2 separate regions of the Mus musculus genome follow, and region 2 is linked to region 1. The links are chromatin loops, found by intact Hi-C in ENCODE. Cell type or tissue: gastrocnemius. All regions are shown on one strand. Links, peaks and the distances in the headings refer to the core of each region. The heading gives the core; the rest is flanking DNA. Region 1 holds the start of Lrig1 (leucine-rich repeats and immunoglobulin-like domains 1). Region 2 overlaps Lrig1 (leucine-rich repeats and immunoglobulin-like domains 1).

Region 1 (8,323 bases), core at 286-8,285:
GAAATTCACAGGTAAATGACAAGTGTCCCCAGGAGATGGCTTGTGTCCGGGAGTGGGCCACACAGTTGTTAGTTGATATTAATAGTTCTGAGAGGAGGGTAGGAGCCTGTGCAGGTCACAGCTGAGCCACAGGCATTACACATGCTGCTGGTGGAGACATGGCAGCTGCAGTTGGACACTAGCCAGCTTTCCCATAGCCAGAGATGGCACAGAAACAAACAAACAAATCCAAACAAACAAACAAATAAGCCCACTTCTTCTCACGTCTCAGAGGACAATGCTGGCACTGGGGGCAGGGAGACATCAACATTCCCTTTCATATCCCATCCCCAGACTCTTTAGCTCTCTCTCTTTCTCTCTTCCCCATCCATCTCCTTGACAAGATTATTGGAAAGAAGGAGTTAATGAGTACACAGTTGTCTTTTTTTTTTCTTGGCAGAGAAGTACAAGACAGGCTCAGAGCAGGCTGTCATCGCTCTTGAGATTTTAGGGATTTTACAGGTAATTATTAACCCTTTGTGGCATTCCTGAGGGAAAAAGCCTGGGGTTGAAAGAACCTACTAATATTTTTCTATCTCTATTAAAATCATGGACTTATGTTGCTTCAGAGTTTAAGTTTAGCAATACTTACCCAAGAAGCCTGAGATATATGTGGTCTTACACTGCCTATAACATACCTGATCAGAATGGTATGTTGTATGAGACTGTTTAGCACTTGTGCATATATGTGTACCCATGCACACATGTAAGGGGAGGCCAGAGGAGGACCTTGGTGTCTGTCCTACTCTACCACTCCCTGCCTTGTTCCCTTGCAGCAGGATCTCTCACTAAACTTGGAGCTAGGCTGACAGATACCAAGGCCTGGCCATCTCAATCTCCCCCCAGCTCTGGGGTTACAGGCTATGCCCAGCATCTTATAGGGGTGCTGGGAATTTGAACTCAGAACCTCATGCTTTGCAGCACGGGTTCTTAGCCACTGAGCTAGCTCCCCAGTTCAAACTAGATCATTTTTAAACCCCCTCACACACAGAGGGCATCATTCCCCTTTGCCATGTGGGAACACTGAAGTTCAAGAAAAGACATAACTGGACAAAGGTTTCTAGTAACAAGGCTGGAGCCAGGGCTTTTGATTTCTGCTCAGGGGACTTCATTATTATTATTATTATTATTATTATTATTATTATTAAATTGCAAAACTGGTGATGTATGCATGCCAGGCAAGGGCGGTGCCACTGAGCTATGCTGAAGACTCCAATGCTTTTTTAGTGCACCAAAAATAATGTAAGTTCTCTTTTGATACCAAGAAGCCATAATTCTGACTCTTGAAAGTTGGACTTTTCAAACAATCCCCATGATCAACCTGCTTTTCTGATTAAAAAAAAAAGTATGTGGAGGTTGGGGGTGGTGTATGCTCATGCCACAGCACACATGTCGAGGTCAGTGGACAACCTTGTGGAGTTGATTCTCCCCTTCTCCCTCTATATGGATTCTGGGGTTAGAGCTTAAGTCCTCAGGCTTGTGCCTCAAGTGCCTTTGCCCACAGAGTCAGCTTGCTGGCTCCTTTCCTATACTGTTTTGTGTGTGTGTGTGTGTGTGTGTGTGTGTGTGTGTGTGTGTGTGTGTGTTTCTCAGTGCAGTTTGCTAATTCTGGGCTTCTAGCACTGGGATTAGCATGATGTATTGCTGAGACTTTTGGATGCAAGAAACCTTGACTGATTCTTAGGGGTGTTGGTTCTGGGCATTGGTTTCTGCAAACTGTAAAATCTAGAAAGCTTCTATAGATGACTCAAGTACTCAGGAGGCAGGGGCAGGCGAATCAGGAGCTCAAGGCGATTCTTTGTTACCTATTAAGTTCTAGACTACCCTGGAGTGTATGAGACACTGTTAAAAAAATTAAAGCACTAGATTAAATAAATAAAAAAGATAAAGCACAGATTAAAAATGAGGACCAGCTCTTTGCTGGAAGGACCGTGACCTGTTCTAGCAGGTAGCTTTCCTTAAAAGTCCCCCTTGGTGTTCTCTTCCTGATCTTCGGTTGTAGCTACAGACGATTCTTTCCTAAGCTGGATTTCTGCTCTCCAGCCCACACTCTTGGTGCAATCGCATGCAGGTTGCTAGTATGTGGGCAGACTTCCATACATGGTGTGAGGAGCAGACATGACTTCATGCTTTGCTGTAGACGAGAAGAACTGCCAAGGCTCAGGCGCCCCATTCCCCCCAAGACTCACTCCCTCTGTTTGGAATCCTCTTCTCTGGTGGTGTGGTAACCAGACCACAGGGGATGCTGTACACCTGTGGGCAAATTACCTTGCAGATTCTCAAACCTTGTCCTCTAGGATGCCAGGAGTTCCCAAGTGCATCTCATAGTCCCACCCACAGCGTTTGAGAACCTTTTGGAACACTCTACTGTGGTGACCAGCCTGAAGGTCATCTCCAGCCAGGTTTCATGACTTGTGATGAACTGTGTGTACTATGCTGCTTGATGCAGGGGCAGGGTGGGGATGACCTGGCAAGTTTCTTTAAGGGAGAGCTGATCACAAGCATTCTGCATTAAATAATTCTTTTGTTTAAAGATTGTCTGTAATTCCAGTGCCAGGGGATATGATTATCACTTCTGACCTCTGTGGGCACCAGGCATGCATGTGTTGCCCAGACATATGTAGGCAAAACACACATACACATAAATTTAAAAAAAAATCATTACAAATTTAAAATAAAAATTTAAATTAGATTTGTGTGTGTGTGTGTGTGTGTGTGTGTGCGCGCGCGCGTGCGCGCGTGCGTGCTCATGTGTGGAGGCCAAGGATAGCCTGCAGGAATCTGCTCTCTCCTTCCACCTTGTGAGTTTCAACGATCAAATTGCTCTCTCATTCTACCATCCTACTGGTCTAAATTACTCTTTTGTCCCAGCCCTTGGGATGCCGAGGCAGGAGGATTGCTGCAAGTTTGGTGCTAGCCTCACTATATAGTGAGATGTTGTTTCAAAGAAAAAGAAGGTGGGGGGCAGAGAGATTTCTCAGTGGTTAAGTATTCCTCTTGTAGAGAATTCCGTTTCCAGCATCCATGTCAGGTGGTTTACAACTACCTGTGTTAAGCTACAGTGGCTGTTGGCTTCCTTGGATGTCCTGCACTCATGCCCATATACATACTCACAGACATACGTACATGCACACACATATGCAATTAAAAATAAAAGGAATCTTTAAAGTGTACTATTTTGTCTTGAAATTCGTAAGCACCATGATAGAGGACTCCAATTTGCAGCTCTTGTATATTCCATTCCCCAGCTTCCTATTTCTACCCAAGGGCATGAAAACAAGGAGACCTGTTTCTCCTTATCCAGTTGGAAGGTGTATGCTAATGTGGACTGCATGTGTAGCACATATGTTCCTGCTCATGCGTGCATGTGCACACAGATACTAGTTGGAGCTTTCCTGTTAAGATTTCTGAGGTATTACATTTGGCTTAATTTATGCACGTGTGGACACTGCTTCACCATCACTTCTGAGATATACAGAAAATGGGAGAGAAACCCAACAGCATTGCTCTATAGTGTAGGCAATCAGGAGAAAGGGAAGGCTGGTGTAAGGATGAAAAGAATGGCAAACAAAGCCGGGCATGCTGCACACACCTGTAATGCCAGTTGTTCCAGAAGACTGAAACAGGAGCATAATAAGGTTGAGGGAGTCTGGGCTACATGATGAGACTCAAACAATCAAAAAAGAAGGAAGAAAGAAGGCAAGGAAAGAAAGAGACAGAAAGCACAGACAGCTAGGCAACAATCACCTGACTACTAAATACAGGTCCAATTTTGGTTTAAAAAAAAAGCAAAACTTGAGGGACAGCCACGTTTAGCATCAAATCGTATTTCTTGAATATGTCAAACATGTAATGAAATCCCTTTAACTGTTCGGTGTTTTTCTTCCCGATGAACAGCGTTCCTACTCCCTTTCTATAAAGCCTAAGTTAGATTTAACCGTGCTGGAACAAATGTTTTCCAGAAGACTCCAGCGCCTTAGTTTCCCTGACCCTGTGTGCAGTTCGGACATCAGCAAGTCAAACCGCCCAGAGGCGGCAGATATGTATTACAGTGCTAATCTCTTCCCCCCGCCCCCCCGCCCCACTCCATTAAGTGTGTGTGTGTTCGCGCGCGTGTGCTCGCCTATGTCCAAGCACTGTTTCACATGGCGGCTATCAATCTATTCTGATCCGTGTTTGCCAAACTAACAGGTTCTCTCTCTCTCTCTCTCTCTCTCTCTCTCTCTCTCTCTCTCTCTCTCTCTCTCTCCTCTCTCCCTCCCCCCACCTCTCTCACTGTCTATAAAGAGCACGTCACGGATAATTTCTTGGAAATTGTATTTTAAAGGCACTGATTTTCAATAACAAAACACACCACCACAGCAACCCCCTTTATCCAAGTCCAGAGCACTTCCCGAACTATCCTTCAACTAACTAGGGGCGGGGAAGTGGGCGTGCCCTCAAGATTCAATTTCTGCAGCACACAGTCATTTCGGTAGTCAAGGACACATTTCTGGATTAAAGATATCAAGAAGAACGAGTGTGGAGCACAGATGGGAAAGGGGGCCCCACCTCTGAGGAAATAGCTGAGAAACTCATGAAAGCAAGTTTTAAATCTTTTTTTTTTTTCTTTTGCAAGGCACCTGAAAAAGGGTGCTCGTTTGCTGTAAATCCACCATGATGTTTTTAGTTTAGGAGAGCAGAATAAACCTTGGGTCCAGATAGCTCCCAAACCCGTGGATTACAAACTTTCTCTCTTCTCCTAGGCTCAATGGACCGAAGCTTAGGCCACTTTTCCAGATTCTGGTACTTGGTAGCCAAAACCCTACAAGTCTCCTTTAAGAGGAGGCAGCACGCCTCTCCTTTTCCCCGCCCCGTCCCCGCCTTTCACACCTTGGGTGGGAAAAGCGAGCGGAGGCGGGACCTCAGGGAGCGAGCGCTCTTATGGGTTAGGACGCCAAAAAGGCGCTCCAGGAGCCAATGAGCAACGGGCAGGGCGGGGCGTAATGCTGTAGCCCTGCAGCCAACGTGGGCCGATCTGCGCCCCGGGGCCCCATCGGAGGGGTGTGTGAGGGCGAGCAGCCGGGGCGGGGCCTGGGGCCGCGGGGCTGGACCGCGGAGCGGCTGGCCGCTGATTGTTCGCAGCGCTGAGGCACGGTGCGCTCCGGCCGCTCCGGGACGGGCAGGCGCGTGGGGTCCACGGCTATCATCAGCTCAGCGCCCTCAGTGAGATGCCCGCCCGCGCCACGCGCAGAGGCCGAGGCTAAGCGTTTTCAGTCCTCAGAGGCGGCGGCTCTCGGCGTGCGCCCGAGCTCTGAAGGCGACTCTCAGCGCGGCGGGAAGGACGAGCAGCGGCGGCCGGGCACTCACTGCGGGACTCCACAGAGTTCGCCGCGCGCGGGGCTCGGCCCGGATGGGCGCGGGGGTGGCGGTCCCCGCAGGGTGCTGCGAAGCGGCCCGGGCAGAGCGTGCCGGCTGAGCGCCGCGGCCCCGGAGCCGACTGGAGTCGGGCGTCCATGTCCCGGCGCGGAGCCTAGCTCCGAGCGCAGCCCGCGCCCGCGGCCGCCCGCACCTCGCAGCCCTCGCTCCCCGGCTTCGCGGCGCGTTCCAGACAAGATGGCGCGGCCCGGTCCGGGAGTGCTCGGAGCCCCGCGCCTTGCGCCTCGCCTTCTGCTCTGGCTGCTCTTGCTGCTACTGCAATGGCCGGAGTCAGCGGGCGCCCAGGCTGGCCCGCGGGCCCCCTGCGCGGCCGCCTGCACTTGCGCCGGGGACTCGCTGGACTGCAGTGGGCGCGGGCTGGCGACGCTGCCCCGGGACCTGCCCTCCTGGACGCGCAGCCTGTGAGTATCGCCTTTGCCTCTCGTCCGGGCGCTGTCACTAAGACGGGGCTGCTGGTGTGCTCAGCCGGAGAGGGTGCGGAGTGCGCTCTGTGGGCTGGGGAGACTTGTGGGTGGCCGAGTGGAGGTCACGCGTGGGAGCTCGGGAGAGAGGACTCTGCTTCTGGGGTTTGAAGGTGAGCGTGATTCTGGAGGAGCCTGCCTTGCGGCGAGCGTGTGTTGTGGAGAGGATGCAGGACATGAGTGATCCTGTAAGGGTGATCGAGTGTGCCTCGTGAAGTCTGGAAGTCAGCGAGTGTGGGCCGTGGAGGTGAGCCACCGGTTTGTGATTTGAAACTGAGTGAGAGTGCTGTGGAGCGCGAAATATGTGTGTGTGTAGAGTGGAGGTGAGCGAATTTGTGTGCATGTGAGACGGACGCAATGGCAGAGTGTAGGAGCCTGTGTTGGGATTGGGATCCATGGCTGTATCTTTTCTCCTGTGCTGTATGTAACCCAGCCCTTAGGTGTCTTGAGTTCCCTCAACTTACCTTCAGTTGGTAATGAATGACAGTGACTCACATCTCCAGGGTTCATGCTATTTATACTGTGTATTAGTGAGTATGTGTTGCAGTCTCCTGATCACCAGACAATCGTGGTGGCTTGACTTGGCATTGGCCAGGGCAAAAGGGACCCTGTCCTGAAGAAGCCAGGAGTTGAGAAGCTTTGAGACAGTTCTTGGAGATGTCTGAGTGTGGCTGTTAGCTCTTTTCCGCATGGCTGGCAAGTACAGGAACTGTGTTCCAGATCCCTTCCTGTCTGTTCCCTGGGGTCCCCTTGGGCTTGATCCACTGGGGCTGGGTCTGCTCCTACCCTCGAGTTTCTCCTCCATAAATGGCACAAGTTAGTTGTGGAGTAGTGCTACTATGGGAGAAGGTGACAGGGGGCCTGGCTAGCTCTGTCAGTTTAGGTGCACTTCTGTGCTGCTGGGATTGGGGTTCGTTGGGAACATTAGATTTCTGTAAACAAAGTGGAGTAGAATAGCATTGTTATTCTTAAAAAAAACAATACAAAACAAATAAAAAACCAAAAAAACCTAGACCTTTGAGTCGAATCTTGCTCAGCTATCAGTAATTAGCATCTCTAGAACTATTAGTACCTTCCAGAGAAAGGCCTAGCTTGAGTAGTCTGCGTCTCATTTGAGCTTTTGAATGTCTTTCCTAGGACACAGAAGTAGTACAGCAGTAGCTTCAGTCATGACATTTGCTGTTTTAAAAAGCGAAAATTGATGACACAGGCTTTAACTCACACCTGTGGCTTCATTGCAGAAAACTAGGGGCTGGGTATCTGACCGTCTTGAAGGAGAGAAGTTGATTCTTTTCTAACAAGAAGACTGTATTCTTAGAGTGAGGGGCTTGGGTCTTCACATTGGTCACTTGGGCAATCTGCTGTGGGAGTTCTGAAGCCAGCAAAGACCCTTCTGCTACTGTTGCTGCCTTGAGGATTTTTCTCTTCTTCAGTATCTGCTTCCTCTCTGGAATTCACTACTGAAAATGCCTGGTCTTAGAGTGGGGCTGAACAGTGGCTCTGTCAGTTACTGGGAGGTAGACACACTATTGCTCTCTGCTAAGATTTTTATCTATTAATAACTGAGGCAGTTTGGGGACATTTTGGGGTTTTTTTTGCATACTTAAGATGGAATATTATTATTATTATTAAATAATAGAACTATGTGGGTAGAGTCAGAGAATGTTCTCAAGTGTTCACTTGTTGGAAGACTTGCAAAGCCATGTGTCAGGGGTGTTCTGAGGAAGGCTCTCCGTTCCCAAGCCACACTTCCTGGAGAGGACAGAGTGCTCTTATTTGTACTTTCTTTTTGTCACAAGACCTACCTTGGCTTGCCCTTCCTTGGAGCAGAACTTGCTGGTCATTTTTAGGCTTTCAGTTGCCTACAAGTGACAATTCACACAGCATAAATACCTTTAAAATTGTAGTCTCTCTTACTCACACAATTTAGTGATCAGTAAATACCAGACTGAGTGTTCTGGGCTTCAGGAGATAGGCCTCTACTGAAGATGGTTTTAATGGATTAGTTTTAATATTCAAGCAGTTTGGTTTCTGGGTTAGTATGTGGCATGTGCGCGCACGCACGCACGCGCACACACACACACACACACACACACACACACACACACACACGGGCCTTTGAAGAATACTCACGAGTTTATTTTATTTCTGCTTAAAGTGAAATCAAGTGTGAATTGTCTCCTAACCTTCATGTTTCTCAACATATTTCCCCCCACTGGTATTGAGGGTTGCACCCAAGGGCTGCAGCACGCGAGGCTGGGCAAGCTCAGCTACTTCTGAACCGTATCTCCAATACCAGCACTTTCCTTTTAAACCATTGCTTTTACTTTTTGGCAGGATAGCAGTGGAGAAAGTCTCCGTATGTAATACAATAAAGTATCTTGTATTTTCACTGCATTTACACC
Region 2 (8,323 bases), core at 318-8,317, 81 kb after region 1:
GGACTCGCTGCCCGCCAGGTCTTAGACTTGGAGCTGGAAATAGAGGACAGGGTGTGCAGGAAACAGAAGCCTGATGTCGTCAACACAACACTCATGGGTGGCAGTAGTCCACACGCATCTCTTGACTGAAAAGGTCACATCTGAGTAGGACTTTGAAGCTATGCTGATGGTGGAAAGATGGGTCTGGCCTTGGGAACTCCAGCAAGAGACAGTTCCTCAGGACACTGGGATCCTTGCTGCCTGTTTGCATCCCACTGCAGAAGTGGAGATGCAGGGTCCTTTAGACAGGGTTCCTAGGTTGTGCCCTTGCTTCTGAGAATGGTAGTGACAGACTTCCATGATGGGGAGGGCGTGGCCTGGGTGGCCTGGCCATGCCCTCACAGCAAACACACTAACACTGCCAGAGCCATGGACTCATCAAGCATCTTTTGCCCCTTTGTCCCTGTCCCTCATCTGGGAGTTCTTTTAGTTTAATAGACACTGTATAGTCCAGTAGGTTTACTTTTGAGAAATTCAGGGTTTCTCTTTTTATCTTCTTTGGCTAGGCTTGGGTATAGGAAAAGATTGACCCACCAAAGCATATGATTGGTAGAAATGTTGCACCTTACTCAGCCTCTCTTGTATTTGTTTATCTCAGCAGGAATAGTTAGAGACCCTGGAACCCAATGATGACTCCTGCAGCCTGTTGTCCTCTGGTCTTCTCTATTCTGATCTCGCTCTCAGTGTGTCTGTCATTACCCAGGGTTCATACTTTAGCCAGTCCCTGTGCTTTGTGAAAGGCCACAGTCCTGCCCCTTGCTTTGTATTCATTTCTCTTCCATTCTGTGTTAGTGTGCATTCTTTGAGTTTAGCTTCCTGCCACCTAGAGGTGCTCCTGCTGACCACTGCCCATGGCTTTGACCGAGGCTTTTGTTGGGAGCTCGGACTTGTAGGGAAAAGAGAGGCCTTGAAGGTGTTCAGTCTAGTTCCCAAGTAAGGACAGTCTTATGGAACACACCAGAACGGTGTGGGCCCCTTGAGTTAGGGCTACATGGAAAGGGAAAACTCGCAGGCAGACCCCTGAGTTCCTTCCTTCCCTTTCTGCATGGCGGACAACATTACGCTATCTCCTGTGCCATTTAGAGGAAGAGAAGGTTCACTTGAGTGTATTAGACTAGTCCTAGCGATCTGCTCCATTTTAGAAAATGTCAGAGCCAGATATAGGGTTGCTCTGCAGTGTGTTCTTACCCTGCCTTTTAGTTAAATTCTTTAATTGCACATGAGGATGTAACGATGGTCTCCTGCTAGGTCTTTGCAACTGATAGACACTGTGACATATTTCTCTTAATAGGGACAGAATATGGTCACTGTCACCTTTAAAACTGCATTAATCTTCCACCAATTCATTTTTGTTCCTTTTGTACCAGTCCAGACTTAACATTTCCAACCATAGATAACTAATGTTACATAAACCTACCCAGTGTAGTGCACACCTGCAGTAGTGCTAGGAAGGGGGTTTGGTTCTAGCAAAAGGTATGCTTTGGCGCCCAATCCCTGTTGAGCGGTGTACAAGTCACAGCCTGAGCCTTTAGTGTCAGGGTCTTCCCCTGGTGTGGCTGTCCCAGGCAGTGGCTCATGGTGCCCTCTGCTGGCTGATACAGCAAGTGTAGCTGTGGCTCAGTTGCTCAGTACAGAATTCCAGGTTCTGTTGTGTCAGTCTCCATCAAGATAGGTCCTTCATTTCCTACACCAAGACATGCAGTGGAGGGGTTTGGCGCCTTGGGATTTGGGTTGTATGACAGGTTTTTACAGTGTATGTAAGCGGTAGTTCTCAGCTCTGTGGTACTGGTTTCATGGCTTGCATGATAGTTATCAAACTAGGTGATTGTTGACCTGATGGTCTTCTGACAGCAGGAGTCCTGTGGACATGCTTCAGTCTCCTGTCTCCAGGGAGGTCAGGCCAGTTGTGGCATGAGACACAACTGAAGACAAGAGAGAATAGGGCACCCACATAGCTGCTCAGTGGTGACATTTGTCTTCTTCTTTCTTCCTTAGGATTCTGTCCTTCAACAACCTCACGCGGCTGGATGAGGAGAGTCTAGCGGAGTTGAGCAGCCTCAGTATCCTGCGCCTCAGTCACAACGCCATCAGTCACATTGCTGAAGGCGCCTTCAAGGGACTCAAGAGTCTGCGGGTCTTGTAAGAATTGTGCTTTTGAGGGTGACAGCATGAAGGGGGTCCCCAGATGGGAGAGCACACAGCAAAGCACTTGCTTTGTTGAGATTCCCTCTTGCTGGCTTGTAGTCAGAATTGGGCTGTAAGCTGGTCTGCAACAGGAACAAGGACTAGAACCAAAAATAACTGCTGAACAGTTAAATCCTTCCTTTACTGAGCAGAAAAATCCTTCCTTTCCCACAGTGGTGCCTATTGCAGGATGAGGACTCTTGAAAAATCACTGTTATCAATAGTTCTCAGTACACTTGGCCGGATGGGATGGGTGGGTCTGGAAAAGCATTTCTACATAGGGTATCTGCAGCAACATTCACACAGTCCTGCATGTCTCTGCTCCATTCTTTTGGTTGTGACCTCTCATTTATTTCTCTTTTAGAGAGGGTATGGTAGTGGTTTTGTTCATTTGCTTTTAAAGACTGGGTTCTCTGGCTCAGGTTAGCCTCAAGCTCATATATTGAGGCTGGCCTTGAACTTGTGGCCATCCTCTTGCATCAAGGGCTAGGATTACAGGTATGTGAGCCTCCAGGCCTGGATGTACGTTTTGAGAATTTTTTCCTAAGGTTTCTATGGATCAAACCCAAAGCTTTATGTGTAATAGGCAAATTCTCTTCTACTGAGCCACACCCCCAGTCCTGTCTTCCGTTCTTAAATCCTATGTATTGTTTTCTGTAACTCAGTACCATGGCTACTTTTCTGCTCTTTCTTTGAAGCTCTTTAGTGGACCTGGTATCCAAGATAGAAGTGAGGGTCCTGTGTCCTTGTCCTCATTCAGGAGTGGTGTAAGAAAGAGAAAGTGAGAATACCATGTCCTTTGAAGGGTCAGATGGGTGAGGCTGCTAGAAGCTGCTGAGGGTGCTTTTCTGGGACTTTTCATAGAACTTTTTTCACTTGTAAACGCTAGGCTGTCTCCTAGCAGCCTTCAGTCTAAAACCCCCCAGAAGGGCACACAGTCTTCCACAGATAGTGGTAGCAGTTCCACAGCTTTCTTCTGCAGCCTGGTCTGCTGGGGGAGCAAGCCTGTCGTTGTGCCTGGAGGGAGGCCTCTGCACTTGCACCAGGCAGAGTGGGCTTCAGGTTTGAGTCAGGGATGGGGAGCTAGTGCCAAGCAAGCTATCCGAGCCCAGGTCAGTCTGTGAGCCCTTCCGAGGCCCGGACAGAAAGGCCAGAAACATTCAAGCTGAGCAGGCCAGAAAGAGAGGACTAATTTGGCAGGCAAGGCCCAGAGCAGGAAGACAGGCACACAGAACCGCAGTCTCTGCTGTACTCAGTCTAAAGATGACAGGGTGGGACTCGTTGAGAGCAGAGGTCCCTTCCAGCAGCACATTCTCTTTTAGCTTCATGCTGGAAAGTGAAGGTCAGAGCAAGCATTGTGTACTTTCGTCCCAGCTCCACTCCCAGCTGGCAATGACTTTCCAGCGTCTTCCCAGAGCCAAGAGCTGCATCCCTTTCTGTCCTTGGCCATATCTGCAGGGACTCGTGCAGGGGATGTGCAGGGACCAGGGCTCTGTGAAAAATTGGAAAGAGTGAATGTGAGAGTAGGGGTCTGGCTGCCAGGTGCGTGTGGCTGGGCAGCGTGACCTGCCCTTGGAAGCTCAGGGAGGAAGCTGAAGCACTGACCATATCCAGACAGCCTGGGGCCGAGTAGTTGGCCTCCTTTTTCCTGTCCTGGCAAGTGGGTCACAAGATTGACTCAGCACCCAGATGTGTGCTCTGGCTCAGTATCCAGTGCTACATAAGCCTCACGAGGAGCAGGGTGCAGGCCCTAGGCTTCCAGGCCGGCCTGGAGGAACATCAGGGCCCAGCTCCTTCGCCGCCACCTCTTCCTTCCACGTGCCTTCCAGTGTCCTGGTTGAACCCGAGAGAGGACTGTGGCTAAGAGTAGACAGAAATGGTTAGGAATCTTTTGGGTTAGAGGTCTGCTTCAGAGAGGTGTGTGCAAGCCTGGCTTCTTCTTGTGCTGTCTCTACTATTTCCCTCCCTGAGGCCAGCCAGATTGGTTGGTGGGCGGGCTGGCTTTGTTGGAAGCAGCAGAAGCAAGGTCATGCTGATAGTACACAAAAAAGAACAACAGGACGTTCTCAGGGCCATACTTCTCCTGGCAATGCATGCTGCTGGGCCCCCTGGGGTGCACCTGGATGCTTTGCGGCTCCTAGTGAAAGCCTGGGTGTGGGGCTGGTCTCCCTTCATGGTGGAGAACAAAGGCAGAGCTTAAGATAGTGGGTGAACTTGCCTTCTGTTTCCTTCTTAGGGACCTGGACCATAACGAGATCTCGGGTACAATCGAGGATACCAGTGGTGCCTTTACGGGGCTTGACAACCTCAGCAAGCTGTGAGTATTTCAGACTGGGAGTGTGCGGTTCCGCAAGCTCTGGGATGCAGGGGTGCCACTCATGCAGCTCCCCTGAGTCTCCTGTGTCCTGGGACCACAGAGGACAGCAGCAGGCCTTCTGCTGTGTGCAGAGAAGAGGCTGAGGGCTACAGTGAGGAATCCGCAGTGGCTCACAGGCCACTCTCACAGTCTTCATACTGTCAGTGTGTGGTGGTCCTTAGGGCTGCTGGGCTTGGTCCTGTTTACAGCCCATCTGAAAGCACCTATATGTTCTGTCCTCTGCACAGAGGGGTGTTGCTGCCTTCTTTAGTTTCTAGAGATGTGTGAAGTACCTTTCAGTAGTATTGAGGCTCTTGTCAGTCTTTTTGTTGCTAATTATAATCACAAGTAGAAGCAGCCATCACCAAGAGCACTAGTCATAGCTACTTTGAATTCAGTTTGGAGAGTCTTTGTCCTGCCCTCCTAGAATTCGTCCACTGCTGTAGTAGGTACATGTCTGTGTGCAGGCTCCATTATGCAGCCTTTAGAGCTCCAGAGACAAGTGAAGGGAACTAGCCCAGGACCTGGCAGGTGGCAGGTTCGGATTTGTACCCCTGGATATGGTATACTTGTTCTCTTGCCCAAGTTGCAGAATGCTCTGCAGTTCTGCTGCTGGGGGCCTGTCCATGCCAGCTTGTGAGGGAGGGGGCATTTCTGGACCTCACAGAAGAACTTCAAGAGAACCTCGAGCGACCTGTGTAGAAGCAGCCCCCGCCCGACCCCTGTCCACCTCTGACATTGATCAGGAGGGGAAGAGGGTGTTCTGTGTAGGGCACACGTAAAGGGGGATAGGTAGAGTACACAGAAGTGGGACCCTGGCTTCCTGTCAGGATGGGCACTCCACATTGTGAGGAAGGCTTGTCCATGCCATGGCTCCTTCCAAGGCCGTGAATACAAAGCCGACCATGACACGTTCCGCACTCTGTACACCCATGGTGCCTTTGTGCTTGCTTTAGCAAGCACTGAAATGGCTTTTGGGAGCCTACGCTGGGCTGGCCAGATGTGTAAGAGGTGACATCTGAGATCACTGCCTGTCTGAGTCCTTAGCAGGGAGGTCAGGCTAGCCACCTCTTCCCTGGAGCACCCTTCCAGTCCAGGGAGGCACCGATGTGTGCTGAGAGGAGGTCAGGGCCTGTTTGAGCCTATCAGTGGTATGATTGGCACTGTGTAATTGAGAATTTGAGAATTTGTTTTATTGCTGTTGTCACCATTAGAAGTAACAGCCTGCCCTCACTGTAAGAGGTCAACGTGACTAATATTTAATGGATGAAACAAGGCACAGCTTTTCCTAGATCTGGTTTACAGGAGATTTCACTAAACAGCTCAGCTTGTTTTTACTAGGCCCCGGAGCACATGGTACCCTGCTTGTGGGATCTGAGTAAGTGCAGGAGCTGGCAGACTCGCAGGCACTGGGGTTCAGTGCCCCGTGAGCTGTTATTTGCTGCTAGTTTTGTGGCTAAGGAGCCAAAGTGAACATGGCCACTGGGCTTCTGGCATTTGGTTTATTTTAGAATTCCAGATTGCGAGTTGTGGAAGTCTTTTCAGGATGAGATTGTTTTCTTGTCCACCCAGATTGCCTGTGAGAGAGAGGGGAGATAGAAGGGCCATTGGCTGTTTGCCCTAAGTCAGGAAACAGTAGGTTTTGTCTAAGGCTGAACTGACCACAGGGGCCCCTGGGGCCAGAATCTGTAATGAAACAGGACTTAGGAGGCCTCATGGTGTGCTCTGGCAGGGCCCTTGGGGGCAGGTGGATCCGCCACCTCTGTCTGTGTTCTTTGCATTGTAGGAGGCTGTTCTGGGATGCGGGGCCGTGCTCCTGCAGGCCAGCCTGTTTCTGCCCCGTGTCCCTTCAGAGCCTTGACAGTTAGTCTGAAGCTCAGGCCACATGGTGGGTGATGGCGAGGCCATGGTCACAGGCAGGCTAGTATTTGTCTTCCCTTGAGGGAATCAGTCTGACATAGGTGGAAGATAGCCTCTAGTCCAGATCTTAGCCCTGCTTCTCCTCTCTTTGGGAAGAGGTGAGCCAGGCTAGCTCTGTTCAGAAGCTTCCTCTGTCCACTGCTGCCTGGACTTGCTGGTTCTGATTTCCCAGGCCTCCAGCCTATGTATGTAACATGCCTGATAGAAAATGCTGGAAGACATTACCCTCGAGGGGCAGAGCTCATTAGGCATCACTGTCGTGCCCTGAGCAGACACATGCTTGTGTTGAGTTAGCGCATACCTTTGATGCACCTCAAAAGCAAAGGAAGGAGCTTTGCCTTCCAGCTACCTGGGCCACAGTGCAGAGCCTCTTCTGCAGACCCTGAGAGGAGGGTAAATATCATCAGGGCAGCTACATCCTGGCCACTATAGTGCATGGCAGACGCAAAGAGCTACGGGGCTATCTTGATGGATGCCCTCTTCCTGTTCTCTGCTGGTTAGTTGGGACCCTTTATGCCCACAGTGCAGTGCACAGAAGTGGATGGCAGGTTTTAGTCCCAGTTTCTATTGCCTTCTGACCCTGCTGCTTCTCACTGAAACAGTAACCAGCCTAGTTTTCTCTGCAAGGGCACTACCTTAACAAACTCCCCACCCCCTTGGGTGGTCCCAGGAAAGACAGCATGGCCTGGCCATGGCGATTTCCGCTTGACACTACAAGGGCTCTCTTGAGACTGGGTGGAACATGCAATTTCAGCCTGTCATCACCGTGAAATGTAATAGAGCTAGAGACATTTCATTTCAGGGTGGGGATGGCCTGTGCACCCCAGCCCTGTAATCCCCTTACAGGTCTGCAGTGCACCTGCCTCTTGCAGACGGGTGTCAGGCAGCACTGCCCTGATTGTGTGCTTTCTTTCTCGATTGCTTCTCGGTCCCTTTCTACCTACCTACCCTGGGCCTGGATGTTTGGAAACTACAGGACTCTGTTTGGAAACAAGATCAAATCTGTGGCTAAGAGAGCCTTCTCGGGCCTGGAAAGCCTGGAACACCTGTAAGTACCCTGCCAGACCCTGCCTGGCCCTGCCTGCCAAGCGTGGCTGCCGGGGGAGTAACCACTTCTTTGTAAACCAAGAAACAGGCTGTTTGGAAACACCATCTGCTTCCTTCTCATTATAAGTCAGCTTCAACTCTGGCCTTTCTTTTGCCTCTGCCAGGAACACTCACAGAGCATATAGTCTGCTGCTGTGCTCCCAATTAATGTGATTGGTATTTGAACAAACACCTTCCTCCCACCTGTTGGGCTATATTACCATGCATCAGACTCCTTAAAGGGTCCCTAAGCTCTCGCCACTTTCATAAGGATACTTTATTCTAGCAAAGCCAGGCAATACCCCTCCCCCTTTAACAGCTCCCTGTCCTAGTGCATGCTGGGAGCTTTTCTACTGGGGTGCTTGCCTATGGGACCTTGGAACTGATTGAGGAACGCTAGTCCTGAGATGTTCATACTGCAGTTGGGAGTGGATGCTTCTAGTTCCTGGCTCTTAGTTTTATCTTCGAATCAAAGTAAGCCTTTATTCTGGGTAAATTTTTCCCCAGTTTTCTACCTAACGTCAAGGCTGCTCTTAGGTTGGTTTGCTCCCAAGTCATTCTGTGTGCTTGCAACAACAGGAGAACCGAGAGCCTCTCCCAGTGGATCTGGCACACGGGGTATGGCTAGCACCTGTGGGTCATCTGTGAACCAGGGCTGGCCTGAAAAACCCCCAAGTGTCCTCACTTGGCCACACATTTGACAACTGCCCATAGCTCCTAAGCACAAAGTACTGTGTT

What was found. Hi-C counts contacts between places; a loop is a spot of excess contacts. Peaks named below come from ENCODE experiments on the same cell type or tissue, not always from the same donor. Only the 100,000 strongest peaks of a DNase experiment are listed, where the experiment ranks them.
Region 2: a loop joins it to region 1, with 5 times the contacts of the local background. A loop is called at or near these places in 15 of 42 quality-filtered maps.

Annotation. Positions count from the first base shown.
Region 1 is chr6:94,696,997-94,705,319 of GRCm38, reverse strand. It overlaps Lrig1 (leucine-rich repeats and immunoglobulin-like domains 1), which reads left to right and starts at 5,175. Exons shown (of 19, transcript NM_008377.2): 1 at 5,175-5,858. The coding sequence starts at 5,635. In gastrocnemius, for the core only: a CTCF peak has its summit at 4,049; DNase peaks (open chromatin) are centred at 4,471, 5,011, 5,658, 6,615 and 1 more place; H3K4me3 peaks cover 4,802 bases; H3K27ac peaks cover 4,693 bases.
Region 2 is chr6:94,616,470-94,624,792 of GRCm38, reverse strand. It overlaps Lrig1 (leucine-rich repeats and immunoglobulin-like domains 1), which reads left to right. Exons shown (of 19, transcript NM_008377.2): 8 at 2,035-2,178; 9 at 4,460-4,540; 10 at 7,476-7,547. Among named protein-coding and RNA genes, the nearest start is that of Mir7041, 14 kb to the right of the region's middle. In gastrocnemius, for the core only: a CTCF peak has its summit at 1,631 (motif pointing left); DNase peaks (open chromatin) are centred at 1,622, 3,713 and 6,335; H3K27ac peaks cover 7,233 bases.